2 separate regions of the Homo sapiens genome follow, and region 1 is linked to region 2. A link is an interaction called in ENCODE POLR2A ChIA-PET data of the cell type or tissue named here. Cell type or tissue: PC-3. All regions are shown on one strand. Each heading gives the region's core, and the rest is flanking DNA. Links, peaks and the distances in the headings are about the cores only. Region 1 holds the start of LOC124900470 (small nucleolar RNA SNORA70). Region 2 overlaps ITSN1 (intersectin 1).

The links. Peaks named below come from ENCODE experiments on the same cell type or tissue, not always from the same donor. Only the 100,000 strongest peaks of a DNase experiment are listed, where the experiment ranks them.
Region 1: POLR2A ChIA-PET joins it to region 2 with 14 read pairs; 2 of 35 experiments call an interaction of 5 or more read pairs at or near these places.

The regions. Positions count from the first base shown.
Region 1 is chr21:32,840,554-32,848,884 of GRCh38, reverse strand. It overlaps LOC124900470 (small nucleolar RNA SNORA70), which reads left to right and starts at 6,890; the gene lies at 6,890-7,024. LOC124905012 (a long non-coding RNA gene) reads left to right here. Exons shown (of 2, transcript XR_007067846.1): 2 at 4,175-4,529. In PC-3, for the core only: a CTCF peak has its summit at 4,047; a DNase peak (open chromatin) is centred at 3,614; H3K27me3 peaks cover 4,776 bases.
Region 2 is chr21:33,862,778-33,871,108 of GRCh38, reverse strand. It overlaps ITSN1 (intersectin 1), which reads right to left. Exons shown (of 40, transcript NM_003024.3): 32 at 5,775-5,958; 33 at 3,778-3,876. Among named protein-coding and RNA genes, the nearest start is that of ATP5PO, 49 kb to the left of the region's middle. In PC-3, for the core only: no CTCF peak of the experiment used is centred there; no DNase peak of the experiment used is centred there.

The DNA.
Region 1 (8,331 bases), core at 170-8,169, 1.0 Mb after region 2:
AGTGTACAAAGTCAATGACAGTTGCTATTGGAAATCTGAATAAAGCAAGAGCATTAGGCTGCTAGAGAGAATAAGTGGGACAGCCTTCGTCCCAGATATGATTGAATCATTTTTTATGAAGTCGTCCAAGCCTATAGAATGTTCTGCACCTGTGAGTCCTTATGCCAAAATTGGTCATTTAAATCTGAGGATGGGAATGGGAGAGAAAGTCACAAACAACTCAATAGCAAACAATACTATGGCTGCACACAGAACAGACCCGAGTGGTCTCTCTCCCTTTCCCATTTCTCCTTACCACTCCCAGAACTTTGCAAACATCTTCCTCTAAAATCCATTCCTTTCCCATCAACCCTAAATTTTTTTTTCCTACATCATCACATTTTGGGCGTTTCAAAGACAGAGGCCGGGACTGATGAAGAACTTCAGGTTAAGAAAATGCATATGTTTGGTGAAAACTTTTTGGAGAAATATGCTTAGAGAAATGGCATTTTCCTATGGATTTTACAGTGCAGTGATTCCCTTACAATGGAAAACCACAGAAAATGCGGGGGTTTCAGTAATCAGGTCATCTGTTTGGGGCAGATTTCTCCATACAATCCACAAGATTACAAAGAACGCAGAGGGGAGTAAAACTAAAGCTGACCTAAGTTCCATGCAAGAGTTGAAGAGAAATGAATAAATACTTAGGGCTGCTTATTGTCTTACTCCTTATGAGAAACAAAGGCTGCTGATGGAAAGCATTGTTAATAGCACACTATAGGCTAAAATACAAAGCCTTCCTACTCTAAAAAAGAGCTGAGGCTAAAGCAAGCAAGCAAGCAAGCTAGCTAGCTGCATCATTAGCAGGAAGGGATGGGCATGGCGCACAGGTCTCTACAGAAGGAAATGCCGTTGACCTACATGGAAAGATTTTCATGGTGGTAAAGCCTCAGTCACCCAGTGACCATGGGCAGGTCTCTTAACCTCTTTGAGCTTCCCCATCCCATCTGTAAAATGGAAAGAACAGCATCTCATGCTGTTATTGTAATGGATAATTTATGTGTTACACAATGCCTAGTCCAGCAAACAAATATATGTAAATATTTCCCATATATATATATATAGAATAAATAGTGGACAGGCACGGTGGCTCATGCCTGTAATCCCAGCACTATGGGAGGCTGAGGCAGGCAATCCCTTGAGCCGAGGAGTTTGAGGCCATTCTGGGCAACATGGTGAAACCCCGTCTCTACAAAAAATAGAAAGAGTAGCTGGGCATGGTGGTAAGTGCCTGTACTCCAAGCTACTTGGGAAGCTGAGGTGGGGGGATCAGCTGAGCCTGGGGAGGTTGAGGCTGCAGTGAGCCATGATTGTGCCACTGCACTCCAGCCTGGGGAACCCTGTCTCAAAAAAAAAGATAAAAAAGGAATATATATTCTTATGAGGTTTCTGAGCAATTGCAACTGGCTGAAGCAGAAAAATCCTAGTGTTTTATGATGTATCTAAAAGCCCAGTGGAAAACAGAGGGTGATGGCTGTGGCTGAATGAGCTACCCGATCAGTAAACCTCAGGTTGGTGTTGCATCCCCCAGTGAGGCTTAATTCATCTAACGTCAGGTCTGGATGTCAGTCTCCCTTATCTTACAGATGAGGAAGCTGAGGTTCAAATTAACATGGGGTTAAATCTCAGGCCTCCTGATCACCAGTCTAGTAATGTTCTTCCCCTTCAGCACATTCCTTCTAAAGGAAAGGTTGTAATGCCGTAACCTGGTTTATCTTTTGACACGTAACTCTTATTTTATCTGTACAAAATGGGGCATTTGTGTGGGTTCACTGAGTTTTCTGAAGTAACATTGGTTCAGTACTTTTTGCCTTTTAGGCTTGTTTATGAATCTGTGAGATCTATTTTTAGAAGTTAATTACAAAGTCTACCTTTTTTCCAGTTAAATGCCTAGGTTGTGGTTATTGTTGTTTTGTTACTTATAAAGTAAAATAAGCAGAAAAAAACCCCGAAAAACAAAATAACCTATTTGTTATTTTAAATCTTCTAAAATATAACATCAAAAATACATTTTTCGGCCGGGCGTGGTGGCTAATGCCTGTAATCCCAGCACTTTGGGAGGCCGAGACGGGCAGATCACGAGGTCAGGAGATCGAGACCATCCTGGCTAACACGGTGAAACCTCGTCTCTACTAAAAATACAAAAAATTAGCCAGGCATGGTGGCAGGCACCTGTAATCCAAGCTACTCGGGAGGCTGAGGCAGGAGAATGGCATGTACCCGGGAGGCAGAGATTGCAGTGAGCCAAGATTGCGCCACTGCACTCCAGCCTGGAGGACAGAGCGAGACTCCGTCTCAAAAAGAAAAAAAAAAAATTCACATTAAAAAATCCATTGATTTGAGAAAACTGTACTTAAACCATGGCCCCAGGGTGAAATGAATGGTGAGTGGGAATGCCAATTAAAACAGATGGGAGGAGAAACGTACTTGCATTACCTTACACAGGTTTTCTAGGATTCCCTAAGTTCCCCAGAAACCTCTAGAAGGTGTTTGTTTTCTCTTTTGCCATCTCCCTTTCTGGGAAGGCTGCCAGAGTCCCTTCACCCCGAGCACCCATTCAACATAAAGCACCAGAGAGGCTAACACGGCTGCCACTTCCAGGCAGGGCTCAGGTTAGGATATTAGCTGCTCATGGCTTGGCTACATATTGCTTTGATTCAGTATTAGCGGCATCCTGCTGTGGTAAATATTATCTTTTAGAGAAAGGGATCCAGAAAGAGACGTCTAAAGCCCCCAAGACAAATTTCATCGTTTTACCCAGTACAAGCCCATGGCAGATCTATACAAGAGCCACCGTTCTCTAACTAAAAATGGGGCCAGGGCACTGAGTCCTATGTGAAAGGAGTGTAATGATGAGGTTGGAAAAAAACAAAAACAAAAAACAAAGAGGCTGTGCAGTCAGGGGACATGGTTTTGAATTTTATTTTATTCCCGCTCACCATTCGTTCACCCTGGGGCCATGGTTTAAGTACAGTTTTCTCAAATCAATAGATTTTTTAATGTGAAAAATGTATTGTTGATGTTATATTTTAAAAGATTCAAAATAACAAATAGGTTATTTTGTGTTTTTTGGGTTTTATTCTGCTTATTTTACTTCATAAGTAACAGAACAACAATAACCATGACCTAGGCATTTAACTGGAAAAAAAGTAGACTTGGTAATTAACTTCTAAAAATAGATCTCACAGATTCATAAACATGCCTAAAAGGCAAAAAGTACTGGACCAAGCTGTGTGGCCTCAGTTATTTAGTTTATTCACTTAGGTATTCAATTATTTAATTCTTCATCTAGAAGATGGAGGTGATAATAATATCTCCCTCATGAGGTTAAAAGTAAAGATTAAATAAGCAGACACATATAACACACACATACAGTACTTACAACACAGTCATGTGGTTCATAAGTGTTAGCTGCTGTCAATGGATATTCACAAGACCCTCTAGTGAATGTTCACTAGTGTTCAAAGTTTGGGCCTTGGACCAGAAGAATGGACATCAACTTGTCAGCAATGCAGAATCTCAAGCCTCGCCCCACAACTGCTGAATCAGAATCTGCACTTTCGTAAAGCACTCCGATGATTCATGCGTCCATGAAAGTTGGAGGAATGCTGGCTTAGAACACACACTCCAGACTTGTCCCTTGAGGCTTTGGCTGGGTGGCATTGAAATGAATGCTGAAGTCTTCAGCTTGGATCTCCCATATGCTAGCACACTACCCAGTGGTGTGGGCTGCCAGGCTGGTTATTTAATGAGTTTTATGATACATTAAATCTTCCAGACCTCACGGCAATTTGACCATTAAAGAAATAACTTTTTTTAAGGTAGCCCAAAACAAGCCAACTCAAGCGAATAATGGGATTAGCGCGGTGATATTGAAATCAGAGTCAGACCACGTGAGTCAGTCTCCATCAATCACGGCTGCTGTCCTCACAGCTGATTGTGGCACATTGTTTCATCAAATTAAACACCAAAGGGATGTTGTAAAGGCAGCATATGGTCCTCTTTCAAAAGTAGTTAGCCTGGCATTGCACAAGTGGCCTCATGGTGGCTCCCCTGAAACCTTCTGAATCAACATATTAAGGGTATTTGCTTTCGCAAAACAATGACTCATAAAAGTGGTTGCTTTTAATTGCAGGCTTGATAACGTTGTCGTCGGAAGCAAGTCCAGGATGTGAGATGGGAAGGAGAGTAGATGGACTCATGATGAAAGGACAGAAATCAACTGCCATCTTTTCCTGTTCTCCCATTGCAGTGGCAGTGATCACAGAGGAGAGATGCCTATGTTCACCTCTTCCACCTGGATGGATGCTGAGCTCTTAGAAATTGACTTTCCAGGGGATACAGAGGCTCATGCCTATAGTCCCAGAACTTTGGGAGGCCGAGGTGGAAGGATGGCTAGAGGCCAGGAGTTTGAAGCTGCAGTGAGCTTGAGACCAGCTTGAGACTAGACCCTGTCTCTATAAAAAATGTTTAATAAAAACTTAGCTGGGTATAGTGGCATGTATCTGTAGTCCTAGCTACTTGGAAGGCTGACATGAGAGGATGGCTATGTCCAGGAGTTCAAGGCTGCAGTGAGTGAGCTGTGATTGCTTCACTGCACTTCAGCCTGGGTGACAAAGCAAGATCCTGACTCAAAAAAAGCCAGGGGGAGTAGGAATAAAAGAAAAGAAAGCAATAGACTTTTCTCCCTCTCTATTAGGCAAAAGCAGACTGGGGATGGTTTTAGAATCAAGGCAAGAATAAAGACATGTGGCTAAAAGACCTGCTGGAGGGGGAGAGGATGTCCTCAGGAGAGACAGAGGACAGACTTCGCAGAGGGGCTGGTGAAGGGCAGCTGTGTCAGCCTCTGGTGGCTCCGGTAGAACCCTCGTAGTTTTTGATGCACCAGCTAGATGATACTGGAAGGTGAGGCCAGCCCAAGTCTGACTTTCAAGAGAAAGTCATTAGGCAATATTAGGAGTGATGTTTGGTTGCTATTTTGCATGTATGTGGCTGACCTTTGCTCCATGAATGTGATGGATTAGCCAACGTGTGATTAGTGAATAGCAAACCTCACAGCGCCCCTGTGAGCTCAGCATGAAAGGAATGATGTCATATCATAGGTAGCAGGTCACCTGAGCCATATACCTCTCTTGCAACTGCAACTCTTATCCCACCCTCCCCTCAAAGTGCCCCCAAAATAAGAGGGCTTGACCAGCCTTGGCGCAGGGTTGGAGACTGCATGGGTCACCTCCCACCTTCTGGTTTGTATGTGACCCTTTGTCACTTATGACCACACAGTTGCCACCATTCCTGGGGGCAGCCCTAAGTCCACAGCCCCCTTTTATGTCTGCTCAGAGGTAAACACAACTAAGAGAACTAAGGGAACATTTGAATCACAGCCTGAAAAAAGGTATTATTATTGGCTGGGCGCAGTGGCTCACGCCTGTAATCCCAGCACTTTGGGAGGCCAAGGCGGAAGGATCACTTAAGCTCAGGAGTTCAAGATCACCCTGGGCAACGTGGTGAAACCCCTTCTTGCTAAAATAAAAAAAATTAGCCAGGCATGGTGGCTGTAATCCCAGCTACTTGGGAGGCTGAGGCACCAGAATTGCTTGAACCCAGGAGGCAGAGGTTGCAGTGAGCTGAGATGGCACCACTGCACTTCAGCCTGGGTGACAGAGTGAGACTGTCTCAAAAATTAAAATTAAAATTAAATAAAAGATATTATTATTATTATTATTATTCAACAGCAAGACATGACCTTTCATTTTTCAAAATCAACTGAAGGGGATAAAAATAAAAGTGAAAGTCTTGTCAGCTGACTCCTTTACCAACCTTCCCCTTCTGTCCAAGAGTAGCCACTGGTGCTGGCATGTTCTCTACCCCGAAAAGGATCTTAGATGATGCCTGGTCAGCTTCCCAGTGGATACAGAAATCTCCTCAACACTGAGAATGAACCAAGATGCCTTGGTAAAATCATCCTACTGATAATACTTCACAAATAACACAGCCTTTTCCCTTGAGAGTTGGGAAATACTGGTTTTTACCCCAATTTATTAAACTCTGGCAGCATGATACAGTATCGTAGGGGTGCTATTTTACCCTTCATAAAACAGACGTGGGTTCTACCATGTCTAGGCTTCTGCAGAGGCCTCAGAAAACTTCCAGTGATGGCGGACGGTGGAAGGCAGGCACATCACATGGTTGGAGTAGGAACAAGAGAGAGAGGGGGAAGGGGCTACACACTTTTAAACAACCAGGTCTCACCAGAACTCACTCACTATCCTGAGGACAACATCGAAGGGGTAGCGCTAAACCACTTATGAGAATTCATGAGCACCCATGAGCCAATCGCCTCCCACCAGGCCACACCTCCAACATTGGGAACCTCCTTCCTACCAGTGGGCAAAAAGCAATAAATCACTAGGTAACCAGGACAATTCAATCCATGAGTAGCCACAGAAGTGACCTCAAAATTCCAAGTTATTTTTCTTGACCAAACAAAACTTTTAAAACTTCAAATAGAGGAAGTTGTGTCAACAGTTGCTAAGGTCATTATCTACTGAAGAGATTATTAGTAAAAGGAAGATTATATAAGAAATGGAACTCACCTACTGGTCTGATTAAGAAAATTCAGCATGGAAAGACTTCAATCAGAAAAGTGAGAGAAATATTTCATTCCTGCTTGAATAACAGGGGTATTTTAAAGGAAAACATGTGTGCCACAGAGTGGAGAGTGAGCTCGTCCAAGACAAGACTTAGATCATATCCTTAGCTGTGGCAAGACGAGGTGGCTCCTGGTATAGGATTCATGGGGGTTGGCAACTGTATTAGTCTTTTCTCACATTGCTATGAAGAAATACCCAATCTGCAACCAATTAAGCTGACTGAATTCCTTTCCTCCCGGGGGCCAGGTGTGCAATGGCTGCAAACAGCAGCTTCCTTGGTAGTGTACGCAGCCTGTTTCTTGTATGCGTTGCTCTAAGGGACCTTGGAGACAGGCCCTTCAGATGGATGTTCATGTCTCTGACCTTGTATTACCCCAATGTATGCTCCAAACAGACATGCGAGGTGCCTTTGGAAAACCCCAGGGCACTGTGGCCGGGGTTCACATTGTACCACGGTTATCATGTCCATCTGCACCAAGCTGCAGAACAAGGAGCATGTGATTGAGGCCCTGCGCAGGGCCAAGTTCAAGTTCCCTGGCCACCCCAAAGATCCACATCTCAAAGAAGTGAGACTTCACCAAGTTCAATGCAGATGAATTTGAAGACATGGTGGCTGAGAAGCGGCTCATCCCAGATGGCTGTGGGATCAAGTACATCCCTAGTCGTGGCCCTCTGGACAAGTGGCAGGCCCTGCACTCATGAGGGCTTCGACTGTGCTGCCCCCTCTTAATACTCACTAATAAATCCTACTTCCTGTCCAAAAAAAAAAGAGGAAGAAATACCCGAGAATGGATAATTTACAAAGAAGAGTTTTGAGGCTGGGTGCGGTGGTTCACGCCTGTAATCCCAGCATTTTGGGAGGTGGAGGCAGGTGGATCATGAGGTCAAGAGTTCAAGACCAGCCTGACCAACATGGTAAAACCCAGTCTCTACTAAAAATACAAAAATTAGCCAGGCGTGGTGGCGGACACCTGTAATCCCAGCTACTCAGGAGGCTGAGGTAGGGGAATCGCTTGAACCTGGGAGGCAGGGTTGCAGTGAGCTGAGATCATGCCACTGCACTCCAGCCTAGGTGACAAAGCGAGACTCCATCTCAAACAAAAAAAAAGAGTTTTGATTAGCTCACAGTTCTGCATGCTGTCCAGGAAACATGATGCTGAGATCTGCTCAGCTTCTGCAGAGGCCTCAGAAAACTTCCAATGATGGTGGGCAGTGGAAAGCAGGCACATCACATGGCTGGAGTAGGAACAAGAGAGAGAGGGAGATGGTGCTACACACTTTTAAACAACCAGATCTCACCAGAACTCACTCACTATCCTGAGGACAGCATCATGGCGGTGGTGCCAAACCATTTATGAGAATTCATGAGCACCCATGAAACAATCACCTCCCACCAGACCACACCTCCAACAATGGGGATTACAATTTGACATGAGATTTGGTGGGGACGCAGGTCCAAACCATATCAGTGACCACGTACGAACTTAACCGCTCAGCTAAAATAATGACTACATGTAACCAACTTAAATGATCTTAATAAACTCGTAACCCTGGCGTTCGGGCCACCTTGGGATCTGCGGTAGCTGAAGCATAACAACCAACCAACCTGCTGGGGGAAGATGCGATTCAAAACACACCTGCG
Region 2 (8,331 bases), core at 246-8,245:
CCCAGGCTGGAGTGCTGTGGTGTGATCTTGGCTCACTGCAACCTCTGCCTGCCAGGTTCAAGATATTCTCCTGCCTCAGCCTCTCGAGCAGCTGGGATTACAGATACACATCATGTAGGGAACATGGCTGTGCTGCAACCAGGCAGGCATACGCAGATGTAAACAGCCTGCATGACTCAGGGGGATTAGAGTGCAGGTGCACAATTCTGTGCCATGTCCCATCTACCTGCTGTCTCTCAAGTGTTCTTCCAGCTCCCTGCCCCACGTTCACCCACTCCCCTCAGACCTCAGCTGGGCCTCAAACCTGACACACCATCACTCCCGGCTAATTTTTTCTGTGTTTTTAGTAGAGACAGGGTCTCACCCTGTTGGCCAGGCTAGTCTTGAACTCCTGACCTCAAGTGATCTACCCGTCTTGGTCTTCCAAAGTGCTGGTATTATGGGTGTGAGCCACTATGCCCAGATGAAAGTTTGGGTATTTTTTAGGTTGCTATGATCTAAATCCTTTAAGTTTAGGATTAGCATGTCTTTGAGACCATGCTAAGAATTTCTCCACATCAGTATCATAAAAATATTTAGTATTAGTACTTTAGCAGATTTCATATGTATCTCATAGCTGACCACTGTTTTCAATTCTCTTCTTAGTTCAGCTGGTTTTCAGTTCATTTTTGTGGGTGCTCTGGAAGAAATCAATCGTGTTTCTGCAAATAATGAGTTTTTTTCCCCCTTTTAAATATTTGGGCCATGCAGTCCTTTTCTTGTTTTAGTTTTTCTCCCATTGGCTAGATATAGAACACCTATTTTAAAAGCTTGTTTTCAACTTCAATTTGCAATTAAACATTGGGAGAAAAAAGAGAAGTACTGAGCTAATTAAATAGTAACTGTGGTGTTGGAAGAGAGAAAACAGTAAGTTGAAAACTTACTTCAAAACTAAGTATTTAACTCAGCCAAAGATCCACAGTGTATTTTGTGGAGTTGAGCTGGGGCTGGACTGAGGAGATGGCTTATGTGGGAGGGAGATTTGTCACATGTAAGAAGACTGAGCAAATAAGGAAACACATTGAGGATAATGAGAGCCAGGCTCTTCACAGAGTAGGGAGTTACAAAGGCAGAAGGGGAAAGGCTGGAAAAAATTCTGCAGTATTGGATTAGAATAGGAGGTACTGGTGTGAATTCATGAGTTCTAATATACATGGATAGATGGATCTAGAAATAAATATAAATATATGTGTATATACATTGGCATATGTAAATATGTGTGCATGAAAAGACATTCATATATTTCCCAGCTCTGCCACCGAGAGGAACACAAAACAAAATCACCCCAGTAGCAATGAGCACGCCAGTGCCCACATCTGAGTTTCTAAACACCATTTTCCATTAAAAGGAACCAGATCTAAAACCTCTTTCCAGGAGCTATACTCCCTGTGGTTTTACAAACATAGGCTCAGAGGACATCTAAATCTGTTCACTCATTTTACAGGTGGGGACACTGAAACCCTAATTTTGTTCTTTCTTTTTTCTTTTGGTATCGGCTTTCTCAAAGTGACAGGAGAAGAACAATCATCTAATATCAACACACAGTGTCTGACATGGTTTGGCTGCGCCTCCACCCAAATCTCATCTTGAATTGTAGTTCCCATAATTCCCACATGTTGTGGGAGAGACCAGGTGGAGATAATTGAATCGTTGGGGTGGCTTCCCCCATCCTGTTCTAGTGAGAGTGAGTGAGTTCTCACAATATCTGATGGTTTTGTAAGGGGTTTCCCCCTTCGCTGGGCTCCCATTCTTCTCCTTCTTGCCATTATGTGAAGAAGGATGTGTTTGCTTCCCCTTCCACCATGATTGTAAGTTTCCTGAGTCCTCCCCAGCCATGTGGAACTGAGTCAATTAAACCTCTTTCCTTATTAATTACCCAGTCTTGGGCAGTCCTTTACAACAGTGTGAGAATGGACTAATACAGTGTTTCACAATGGCCTTCTGAAGACAGGTCGTAGCATTACGTTTCTTTCTCTTTTCTGCTAAGAAAATCAAGGCCTAGAGGCACTGGGCCTGTCTTTAAGAAAGAGTCAAGGGAGAAAGGCACAGACCACAGACTGTTTCTGTGATTCCATGTTATTTTCTTCTAGAAAAAAAAAAATTAAAAAAAGAATCAACGACTAAGCTCTCATTTTCTGACTTACAAGGTAGAAGCCACTTGGTCACACATCTGAAGGCTGTGCAGTATTGAGAGGTGACAGCGTGCTGGCAGTCCTCACAGCCCTCGCTCGCTCTCGGTGCCTCCTCTGCCTGGGCTCCCACTTTGGCAGCACTTGAGGAGCCCTTCAGCCCACCACTGCACTCTGGGAGCCCCCTTCTGGGCTGGCCAAGGCCGAAGCCCCCTCCCTCAGCTTGCAGGGAGGTGTGGAGGGAGAGGCGCGAGCAGGAACCGGGGCTGCGTGCGGCGCTTGCGGGCCAGCTGGAGTTCCGGGTGGGCGTGGGCTTGGCGTGCCCCGCACTCGGAGCAGCCGGCCGGCCCTGCTGGCTCCGGGCAATGAGGGACTTAGCACCCGGGCCAGCGGCTGCGGAGGGTGTACTGGGTCCCCCAGCAGTGCCAGCCCACCGGCGCTGCGCTCGATTTCTCAGCGGGCCTTAGCTGCCTTCCCGCGGGGCAGGGCTCGGGACTGCAGCCCGCCATGCCTGAGCCTTCCCCTGCCTCCGTGGGTTCCTGTGCAGCCCGAGCCTCCCCGACGAGCGCCGCCCCCTGCTCCACGGCGCCCAGTCCCATCGACCACCCAAGGCCTGAGGAGTGCGAGTGCATGGCGCGAGACTGGCAGGCAGCTCCAGCTGCAGCCCCGGTGTGGGATCCACTGGGTGAAGCCAGCTAGGCTCCTGAGTCTGGTGGGGACGTGGAGAATCTTTATGTCTAGCTCAGGGATTGTAAAGGCACCAATCAGCCCCCTGTCAAAACAGGCCACTGGGCTCTACCAATCAGCAGGATGTGGGTGGGGCCAGATAAGAGAATAAAAGCAGGCTGCCCGAGCCAGCAGTGGCAACCGGCTCGGTCCCTTTCCACACCGTGGAAGCTTTGTTCTTTCACTCTTTGCAATAAATCTTGCTGCTGCTCACTCTTTGGGTCCACACTGCTTTTATGAGCTGTAACACCGCGAAAGTCTGCAGCTTCACTCCTGAGCTAGCGAGACCACGAGCCCACCGGGAGGAACGAACAACTCCAGACGCGCTGCCTTAAGAGCTGTAACACTCACCGCGAAGGTCTGCAGCTTCACTCTTGAGCCAGCGAGACCACGAACCCACCAGAAGGAAGAAACTCCGAACACATCTGAACATCAGAAGGAACAAACTCCAGACGCGCCACCTTAAGAGCTGTAACACTCACCGCGAGGGTCTGCGGCTTCATTCTTGAAGTCAGTGAGACCAAGAACCCACCAATTCCGGACACAGTATTAGCTCTCTTTTTTTTTTTTTTTTTTAATAGAGATAGGGTCTCATTATGCTGCCCAGGCTGGGCTTGAACTTCTGGGCTCAAGCGATCTGCCCACCTCGGCCTCCCAAAGTGCTGGGATTACAGGCGCGGGCCACCGTGCCCAGCCAGCTCTTTGCGTGATAAACCAGCTTTTCTTTCTGAGTTACCAAGCAGACCTCTGTGACACCTTGTTGTCTCGTGCTTTCTACACAACAGTTACCAGATATGTTCACTGGGAATCTTGTCCATGACCCCAGCCCTCTCCAATGCAGAGAAAGCCGTCCCCTGCTTGAAAAGGCAAGACAGGTACTTACATTTTTAATGATCAGTGGGTATCTTGTTACCCGTTGCATAGGCTTCAGTATAAAACTAGAGAGTGGCATCCCTTTACACCGAGGATCCATTGCCAATCTCTGAAATGAGATGTTTTTAAATGTACTTAAGAAACTTGCAAAATCCAAAGTTAGTGACATCAATACTAATGTCAGTGAGGACTCTCCACCCATTATCTCATTTATCTGGATGACAACTGAGAGACCTGGGGTTGGAAGGGCCTGACTAGTTACCCTGTCCAGGATGACACACTTTCCAGATGGAGAATGGAGACCCACAGATGTGACTCAGCCAGCAGGGTTAAGCCCTGCACTCTGGATTCAGCATACCCTCCATGGCATGCATGGTTCCTTATGCACAGAGATGAGATTCTGGCTTTACACAGAATATTTCGTCTGGATGTCTGCAGAAACTTTATAACATTCCCAGGAACAAGAGTCACAAGACTATACGGTTAGAGGAAAAATTCCCCTTACACCCCAGAACTGCTGGAAGGGCTAAATCTCATTGTCTAGTTTTGAGTGGAGCCTGCACGTGCCTCTGGGAACTCCAGGCAGGGCTGAGAAAGAGGAGCTCAGACAACGGGGGTCAAGACTCCAGTTTCAGGGTCTGGCCACTTAGCTGTCAAAGGCTGTGGTCTGGTTTAATGCCTTAGAAACGGGCAGCTGCATTGACTGGAGCCCTGAGACCTGATAACTGTCTCCAGGGACCGGGACCTGCTCCAGCTGTGGACACCATCATTCCAGGAACACCTCGCAGCTGGCAACGACGTGCCACATTCCCACTGAGAGGAGGTGGGGAGAGGTGAAGAGGAGAGGGGCGGGGAGGGACAATGAGGCCCCTGCTCTGGGCTGGTGTCAGCACTTTCCTGAAGTTCAAGTGCATCCAACAATGAACTCATCTTGCTCGGGCCTAGGAAGAGCCCAGCCCTTGGCTGAAACCCTAGGTGGTCCATGGCGCCCAGCAGCTCAGCATCTGCTCTCTCGTCTCCATCCACCCAAGGCCTCCTTCTTAGCAATCTTTCTCCCCTTGGAATGACCTCAGAGTGCCCCATGCCTTGGCTGGCAAGTCTAGGCTGAGAAACACCATGAGAGGCAGAAACAACAAGCTCACATGAGGCTCTGACCAAGAAGAGGCTGCGCTTGTGCCTCACCACAGTGATTCCACAAGCACCACTCTAGGACAGGTGAGGATGGCCTGTCTCCAAAATGCATGAGATCCAAAGATATGCCTGTTATTATTATTTTGTTGTTTATTCATCAAAAGATACCTGTTTCACAGAAGCTATTTTATTCTCTTCCTCCTTTTTTTCTCCAGGAGATGTGGGGGCTGTTTGAATGGCCCAGCACGGCCAGCAGAGACCCACACTGGCCAAGGCCAAGTCCCAGAGCTGCAGGTCTTCCAGCAGTATCCGCATTACCTCCCCAAACATCCCCTGGTGGACTCCCAACTCTCCAGATCCCTGCTACCTCCAAGGAAGAGGTCCTGGCATCCCACACTGACTCCCACAGGCTGTCTAAGGCGGGAGCACATCAAGCAGAACCAACTGCGAAAGGAATGAAGGGGCCACTGGGAGTCCTGGCCATTCCCTCTGCAAGTGAAGGGCAGAGACCAGCAAAGAACTGAGGATGTGGCGATTAAACACAAGAGGAAATCTAAGACCTGCCTGGGCCTTGCAAATGAAATGAAAGATTTAAACATGCATCCAAATAACACCAATAGCATCTGGAAAACAGATCCCTAAAGACACTTTCAAAGCTTCCAAGCCCAGGGTTCACCCCTCCTCTCCAAGCCCACCCCTTTGGTGACAGCCACACTTGCCAGTGAGTGCCAGTCCCCTAAGGCTTAGCCAAGACCCTAGGCCCTGTTGGCCTCTAGTGGGAACACTCTTGCAGACTTTTGAATTAGCCCCTCACACATCCAGCTGCCCAAAGATCGCCACTCTGGGGCCCAGTCTCTGCACAGCCTGGCTCCTTACTTTGACGAACTCCTTGAAGTCTGGGGCCTCATCCGTCTTCTGCTGGATCAGGGCAGCCCCGTTGAGCTGGCGGCTGCAGAAGCGGATGTAGGGCTGCATGTGCGGCAGCTGTGCGCTCAGGATGTCTCCAATCATCTTCACAGGCATCTTCTCCCCGGACATCTTCTTGCGGACTCTCAGCGCTCTGCACGGAAACACGGGAGGTGAGCCCCCTGCTTTCACGCTATCTGACAGCACCACAGCACACTTAGGTTGCACAGAAACAGAATGTGTGTGAGGGGCACAGCCTTAAGGGCCACTAAAGGATCTATTTGGGAGACAAGGAATGGAGAAAGAAATGAGTCTAGGGCTACAGAGAGGTAGCACCAGAGCATTTTTCTTTGGCAGAGTGGCTGTTTGTTACAATTTGTTTTTCTTGTGCAGAAATATGGAGTTTTTTTCTTGAACAACTCAAATGGGTCCCCTGTGTCGATGCCTCACTACACAGATTATCGGTGGTGAAAGCCCCAGGTTGATGTGGCCTGAGCACTGATCCTATTTCCAGGAGACACTTCTGCCCAAGGGAAGTTGCTATTGCCAGAGGATGGGGAAGGATGATTTTTGGCTAAAAAGAACATAATTAAGATGGCAAAACAAATGCCTTGGCAAAATAATCCCATGAGATTCAGCAAAAGCCAGGTATAAATGACTGTTTGAAGTATCTCTGTGATTCGCTGCTTCATTGCTAGAGCTGAGTTAACTAAATTAAGAGGAGTTCGGAAAAGAGGTCTATTACTATGATAATGGGCCAATGAACCCAAAAAATGTATATCCTGGAATTCAGGAGAGGTGTTGATGGGACTGGGAAGTGTGTGTTCTGGGGTCTGCCTGCAGTGTGAGTGCTCAGAGCTATGGTAACTAGGACTGTGCTTCCCCTCTCCCAACTTCAACATGTGAACCCTTAACACCAGCATCTGGAAGAAGGGCATGGCACTGAGCTTATACACGGTAAGGACAGCAAGGTACTACATGGCAGGACCACAACATGAAGCCATGGGTGTGTTCAGCTATCCTAGTTAGTGATCATGGGTGGATGGATGGGTAGATGGAACAAAATGGTATAACCTATGACTTTAACACAAGGCTGGGAGGATGTCCCTATTGAATGCCTTTGGCTGCTTTCATGGTCATGTTGGAGAAGCCTTTGAGGTACGGGGCGGGCTATTGAATTCCAAGGAAGCTCTGCAATATTTATATTAGGCTTTAAAAACTTCAGATCACTTTCTTTTCTTTCTCCCACATTTTTGGCTAAAATAAAGTCCCTTGGACCGGGCAAGCCAAGGAGAAAAACTTAGGGACCATAAATGATGTGGTGTGAGCAGTCAGCGATTCCACCTGAAGTGGATGCCCTCATGGGGAGATCAGCACTGGCTGCCTCTGGGGTGTGGGGAGCAGTGGCAGCTTGGTGTCCTCAGGATGGCCCAAAGGCCACTGCCCCATTGAGGGGTTGGTGTGAAATACCACAACGAGCAAAAATGTGCTCAAGGGTGATGACACCAATAATTTGGGGGGATGAGAGCCCTGGATAGCCACGTTATAAACTTGCAATGAATGGAAACAGGAAGAAATTCCATCATTCCATCATTTTCCTATGAGGAGTAGTTTTTTTAACAAGTGAATAAAAAGTACTTTCACCCTTTCCTTCTCCTATTTTGTTTTGTTTTGTTTGAGACAGAGTCTCACTCTGTAGCCCAGGCTGGAGTGCAGTGGTGCAATCCCAGCTCTACAACCTCCACCTCAGTCTCCCGAGTGGCTGGGACTACAGGCACCCGCCACCATGCCCAGCTAATTTTTATTTTTTTAGTAGAGATGGGGTTTCGCCATGTTGGCCAGGCTGGTCTCGAACTGCTGACCTCAAGTGATCCACCCACCTTGGCCTCCCAAAGTGCTGGGATTATAGGCATGAGCCACCGTGCCCGGCCCCGGCCGCTGGCCTGTTTTTTATTAAAGGATGAAGGAGACAAGAAGAAAAGAAAAGAAGAAAGAGCATCTGCAGACAGTGATTGTCTTGAGGAATTAGTTCCTGGGTTCTGCAGACCCACACTTGTAGAACAGAGTTACCCAACCAGCAGACAGGCCTAAAATTAAAGCCTGATTTACTATGGACTAGGCACCTATTAGATTCAGTCATGGGTCTTCGTCCAGGATGGTCTACTGTATAGGCAAAGACTTATGAAGACCGCAAGGTGTTACCAGGCCCAGGGATCATGTGACTCGGCTGCTGCAGCCACAGCCCTAAGAGTACTCTGCTTGCGGTGAGCTGATCGGCAGTCTCCTAGAAAGGTTTACAGATGAGAGGACTTGAACTGCAAAAGGCAATTAACTGGCTAACAAATGTTTCAAAGAGCGCTCAATGATTGCTGAACACATGAGTGTCTGTAACCCTCTGAAGTCTGCAGACCAAGTGGACAGTCATGGAACTAGCATTTATTAATGCTTCCTATGTGTCAAACAGAGTTTTACATATATTATTATCCCCATTTCCTATTGGGGAAACTCAGGCATGCAGAAATTCAGT